2 separate regions of the Mus musculus genome follow, and region 1 is linked to region 2. Evidence: chromatin contacts called from ENCODE Hi-C or POLR2A ChIA-PET data. All regions are on one chromosome and are shown on one strand. Each heading gives the region's core, a stretch centred on a gene start or an enhancer-like site at or near the end of the contact. The rest is flanking DNA. Distances are from core to core; before and after follow the strand shown.

What was found. Hi-C counts contacts between places; a loop is a spot of excess contacts on that map. ChIA-PET counts read pairs that join two places held with the same protein, here RNA polymerase II (POLR2A).
Region 1: a map of v-Abl transformed pro-B cells shows a loop between it and region 2 (5-fold over the local background). The contact joins the promoter of Arhgap11a here to the promoter of Slc12a6 in region 2. A Hi-C loop is called at or near these places in 1 of 37 maps with a recorded cell type or tissue (v-Abl transformed pro-B cells). POLR2A ChIA-PET finds 5 or more read pairs at or near these places in 1 of 5 experiments (embryonic stem cell).

What each region holds. Positions count from the first base shown.
Region 1 is chr2:113,847,395-113,850,094 of GRCm38, forward strand. It overlaps Arhgap11a (Rho GTPase activating protein 11A), which reads right to left and starts at 1,267. Exons shown (of 12, transcript NM_181416.3): 1 at 567-1,267. The coding sequence starts at 695.
Region 2 is chr2:112,265,002-112,267,701 of GRCm38, forward strand. It overlaps Slc12a6 (solute carrier family 12, member 6), which reads left to right and starts at 1,313. Exons shown (of 25, transcript NM_133649.2): 1 at 1,313-2,091. The coding sequence starts at 1,821.

The DNA of each region.
Region 1 (2,700 bases), core at 17-2,516, 1.6 Mb after region 2:
GAGCAGGGGGTGGAGGTGAGGATCCTGAGACTTTAGCAAAAGTGAGTGATTAAAACAACACAAAACAAAAAACTTCAACCAACTCTGGTTTCTCAATTTGCTTGTTAAAAAAACAGCTTTGTTTTGTCAAGGACAAATGTTGATGTTGGGTGGGTAATGTCTACTCTGCTAAAGAGATCAGAAACTGCGAAAATGTCGGGCAGCAGGCCTCTTCGTAAATTGCTGGATACAGAAGGATCCTATGAAGCCTATTTCTAAACTTGGCCTGACTGTCTCCCTAATGATTCGTTTGAAATGTTCTGACTGCCCACCCCAGCCTGACAGGATAGTGTGTTCCCCTCCCCCACATACTGCTTGTTTAAAACACGACAGATTACCAGATCGGTGGCACAGTATTTAAGTAGGGAGCCTGGTATCCTATTCCTAGCACTGTAAAACAAAACAAAAACCCACGGCAACATAGGGAGGCACGTCTGATCATCACCACCGAGACTGCATTCTAACCACGTGTCTTTCTTATCCAGAATAAAATGGGTATGCCCTTGTCCCAACACGTTGTAACTTACCTTTATTTCCGTAGCTGCAGTTTCATGTCTCCTGCGATCGCACTGACCGCGGCCACCCTTGACCTTAATGCCATAGACAGCTCGAAGCTGCTGCAGCAGGGCCAATCTGACCAGTCTCTGATCCCACATCCCGAACACGTCGCCTACTCTCCGAGGCCGACTCCGGGTCCTGACTTTCTTTGCCACCAACCAACTCTTCCACTTGCCAAACGCCCTCAGGCTCGCTCTGCTCCGCTGCCTTCCAGCCACCTCTGGCACTCTTCCTCCACTTTCCCTCGATCCACTTACACAGACCTTCTTCTCTCGCGCCTCTCTTCACTCTTGTTTCACTTCCACCAGCCTTCTTTCCGGGTCGCTCAGCCCTGTCAGTTACTTCCACAAACTTCCCTTTTTTCTGACTCTTCCGTTTCCCCAGACTAACGCCTGCAGCTAGTTTCTCGCTTCCGGACACTTCCACTTATCCTCTTCCCCGCAGGGTGGCCTTCCCCGCTCTGATTTCTTGAGATGGAAATGCAACCTTAAGCTACTCCCTCCAGCCGGGCCAGCCGGCTGCTCAGGGATCCCCAGTCCCGGTCCCTGCCCGGGCTGGTCCCCGCCGTCACCCCGTCTCACACGCAGCCTTTCCCCTAGCCCATCAGCCTTGCCTGTGGCCCCGGCCCGCTAAAGCTTAGTGACTCGGCTCCGCCAGCGCCCCACCTTCTCGGCACACATCAGACCCGACGCGACCGCACCTGAGCAGTGGCTCAAATGCCAGCGCCAAACAGCGCTCCGCATCCGATTGGCCCGCTCCTGTTTTCAAAATGAGGACCCTTTGGGGTGGCCAGGAGCTGCCTGTCTAAAAGGTTCCGGCAAAGCCGAAAGCACAGCGAGCGTTGAGATCAGGGTTAAGAAATGTGAAGAGAGTGAGTTCCTCTTTCTCTTTGCCTATTTCTTTGGAAGAAAAATGTCAAAAACGTGTTCAAATATGTTTGCTTTGCTCTTCGGACAATATACTTCGGAGATCCGAATAGACAGCTCATAACCTCCCCCCACTTCCGCCCTTTCATTTCTCCACTAAAGCTAAAGGTCCCGTCATAGGGAAAACCGATTCTACGGAAGGCGGGAGGAGTCAAGTTTAGTTATGAATCACAAACGCCGTTTGTTGTTGTTGTTGTTGTTGTTTGTTTTGTTTTGTTTTTGAGACCCGGACCCAAGGTCTTAGAAGGGAATTGGAACTGTGAGCCATTGGTCCTTCTTTGGGAGACTGGTGGTATTATTAAATTTTCTTACATAAGGTAATTAAGGTAATTAAGCACAACAAAGATGACTTGTCACGAGAGAGTAGTGGAGGAATACGGAGCTGTAGGAGGCAGCTGCAGCAATAGTTTACCTCTGTGGGACTTGGTTAAAGGACCAGAAGTCCTGTTTGCCATTGCCATTACTGAAACCTCAGCTGTCTGATTTAAATGCATGACATCACCTTCTCCTCTTGTTTCCCAGAGCTGCCTTTCCTTTTCCAAACACCAGTAATCCTACTCTCTCTCTCTCTCTCTCTCTCTCTCTCTCTCTCTCTCTCTCTCTCTCTCTCTTTCTCTCTCTCTCTCACACACACACACACATGAGAGAGAGAGAGAGAGAGAGAGAGAGAGAGAGAGAGAGAGAATGTGTATGCATTCAGTCATAACTATAAAAATAACTTATGTTGTGTATATCCTTCTCTAGGCCACGTTGTTCTGGTTCTTCGATGGCTAAGAATTCCTTTTAAGGTGCTTAGGTTAGCTTTTGAATATTAAATAGTGCTTTCTATTTACATCCATGTATGTATGCACTGGATAGTTTTTATGTCACCTTGACACAAGCTAAAATTATCTGAAGGGAGGGAACCTCAAGTGAGGAAAATGCCACACGTTCCAGCTGTAGGGTATTTTCTTACTAAGTAATTGATGGGGAAGACCCATCCCATTGTGAGTGGTGCCATCCATGGGCAAGTGGTTTTCGGTTTTGTAAGAAATCAGTTTGAGAAGGCTATAATGAGTAAATCAGGAAGTAGCACTCCTCCATGGCCTCTGCATCAGTTATTGCTTTCAGGTTCCTGTCCTGTTTGAGTTCCTTTCCTGGCTTCCTTCAATGATGGACAGTGATGTGAATATATAAC
Region 2 (2,700 bases), core at 63-2,562:
GCTCCAGTGAGTTTCTGCATTTTGATCAAACTTTCAGAGCGTTTTCAAGTAAAACATGGTTGAACTGAAAGTTATTAAAACACCTTGACGAATTAAATAAACATTCTAGTGTTAATAAAGTGGGTCAAATCCTGGAAATGTTGCAGAGCAGATATCCCAATGTCTTCTCCATGTCTGTATAAGTTCTCTTTAATGGAAATTTAAGCCTGGCTTGCAGTTTCAAAAGGATATGAACAAGAAAGGGGAAAGTAGCCCATAATGATGAACAAGATACAGGTGTCTTAGAAAAGACAACTGAATTTTTACAGAGGTCACATCTAAGGTAACTAGATACCGTAATGGGAGGTTTGGGTGCCATAGAGTTAAGGTTTCCAGAGAGCTTTTAGAGATGACCCTTGCGGTTCGCGGGTCAGTGTTCACTGAGTGCCTCTAAGCAGCATACTGAGTACGTGGAGCACAGGTGAGGAAAAAGCAGCTCGCCACACGCGTTCAGACCCTAGGGCGGACTACAGTTCCCGTCGTGCTCCACGTGAGAGTCGCCGGTCCGCGCAGGCGTGGTGCCCTCTGTCTCCCGCGCTGCATGCTCCGGGCGGGGCTGCTGTTGCCCGGCCGCAGGACGGCGCCGCCCTCTAGCTCCCCAGACTTCTCCGGACGGTTAACCTCGAATGAGGAACGAGAGGGGCGGAAAGGGGAGGGCTGCGGCGGCGCGGGCACAGCCCGCCGCGCCCGGGGCGGGGGGCGGCGAGGTCACGTAACGGCCTCGGGCGTCTGCCGGGGAGGGGGCCTCCTGCGCGCCGCGGCTCCGGAACGGTTAGCGGCTAGTAAACAACAGCTGCGCGCGCACCCGCATCAGCTGGCGCGGGCTCCCGCACCTGCGACCTCCTCCGTAGCCGGGACCAGCCTGCCTGGCCGTCTTCTCCCTCCGCCGAGACCCAAGGAAAGCCGGCGAGAGGCTAACGGGCCCCGGGAGGAAAGCGCGTCCTGTCACACGCAGTGCAAACACGGCGAGCGGTCGTGGGCTTGAGGGACTCGCCACGACCTGCCACGACCCTGCAGTGGGAGCTGCCCTGATCCGCTAGCCGCCGCCTCCAGCTCCTTTGCCAGGACGAGACCTCTGGGAGGCAGGAATCCACTCTGCTTCGGCATCCTCTCGTGGCTCTCCTCTTTCTCCTTCCTGTAGTGTGGGGGTATTTTCCCGTTATGCATGCGCATCTCTCCCACCAGACCCAAGTGGATTATCGACCTCAAAAACATCGGGTGGCTCAGCACACACCTCCTCCCAGCCAGACCTGTGGGGTATTCACCTGATACACAACAGGTGGCTGGTGCACACCTTTGCGCAATCTGATCCACGCTCTTATACGCCTGATAAGGGTGGGCCTGCATGCTCCGTCCTCAGCTAGAACCGTGGGACACTCGGCAGATAAAGGACTAACTACCTCATCCGGACCCTGGGGGTTGAGCAGAGGGAGGCGTCACCAGCTGCTGTGAGATCATGGCACGGAGCCCTCAGCCCTGGACCAGGGGAGATAGCTAGGATTCTGAAAGAACCAAGTTATACAGGATTAGCATCGTTTTGTTCTTATTTTGTTTTCTCGAAAATTATTTTTCAGTTACTGGTGGGGCACTTTATAAAACAGCTGGCTTGAATTCTATACACGGATTCTTAATTGGGCCTTTGTGGGCTGTAAATCAGGGTAATTGAGGGTTTTTGGTTTTTTTTCCCCTTCTATTTTTGCAATCAGAAGTAGCTAGTGTAGGAGGAAGAGTTTTTGTGAGCTTTTCCTTTTTTCTTTGTCAAAAAGGAAAGGGGGGGGAAAATGCATCCACCAGAAGCCACCACCAAGATGTCCTCAGTTCGGTTCATGGTGACACCAACTAAGATTGATGACATTCCAGGTTTGTCAGACACCAGCCCGGACCTCAGCTCTCGGTCTAGTTCTCGAGTAAGATTTAGCTCCCGAGAAAGTGTGCCAGAAACAAGCCGTAGTGAGCCTATGAGCGAACTGTCTGGGGCTACTACTTCTCTGGCAACTGTTGCCCTAGATCCTTCCAGTGACCGGACTTCTAATCCCCAGGATGTTACGGAGGGTAAGTAGAGACTCAGAGAGCCGGGTGTTTCAACCCTTGGGTTGTCCATGTTGGCTAACTACCCTAATTTTATAATCATAAATTAAGGCCCACGTTTCTGTGATGCTTACGAGTGTGGGAATAATAGCGACAGTTAGTAGGTCACTGCAGTAGTCTTTTTGGCGTGGGAAAGTAGCTGGCAAGAGGGCAAGGAAATGTCTATTTTGGTTTCCTTATTTCTGTCTTATTTCTAATTAAAATGACTATTTTTAAAAAATTAAATCTTTTACAACACACAAAAAAAGTTCTAAACTAAAATTTTAATGGGCTGGATATGCGCTTTCTAGAGAGCTTTGGGGCTTTGACTCCTAAGTCAGCGTTTAAGGCAGGTTGTTACATCTTGTGTCTTACTGGATTCTTTTGCAGATTCAGTTGGGTGTCATAAAATTATTTTTTGAAATTTATGTTTTTATAGAGTATTTAAAGTAACTGAATTCACTCAAGGAAGTGGTACTCTCTTGAAAGAATGGAACTTTCGAGAGGGACTTCTCGTGCATGATTCCCACATAATTTCCCTGCTGAGCTTTAGATAACTATTTTGTATATTGTATATTGAGTTTTGTAGTCAGA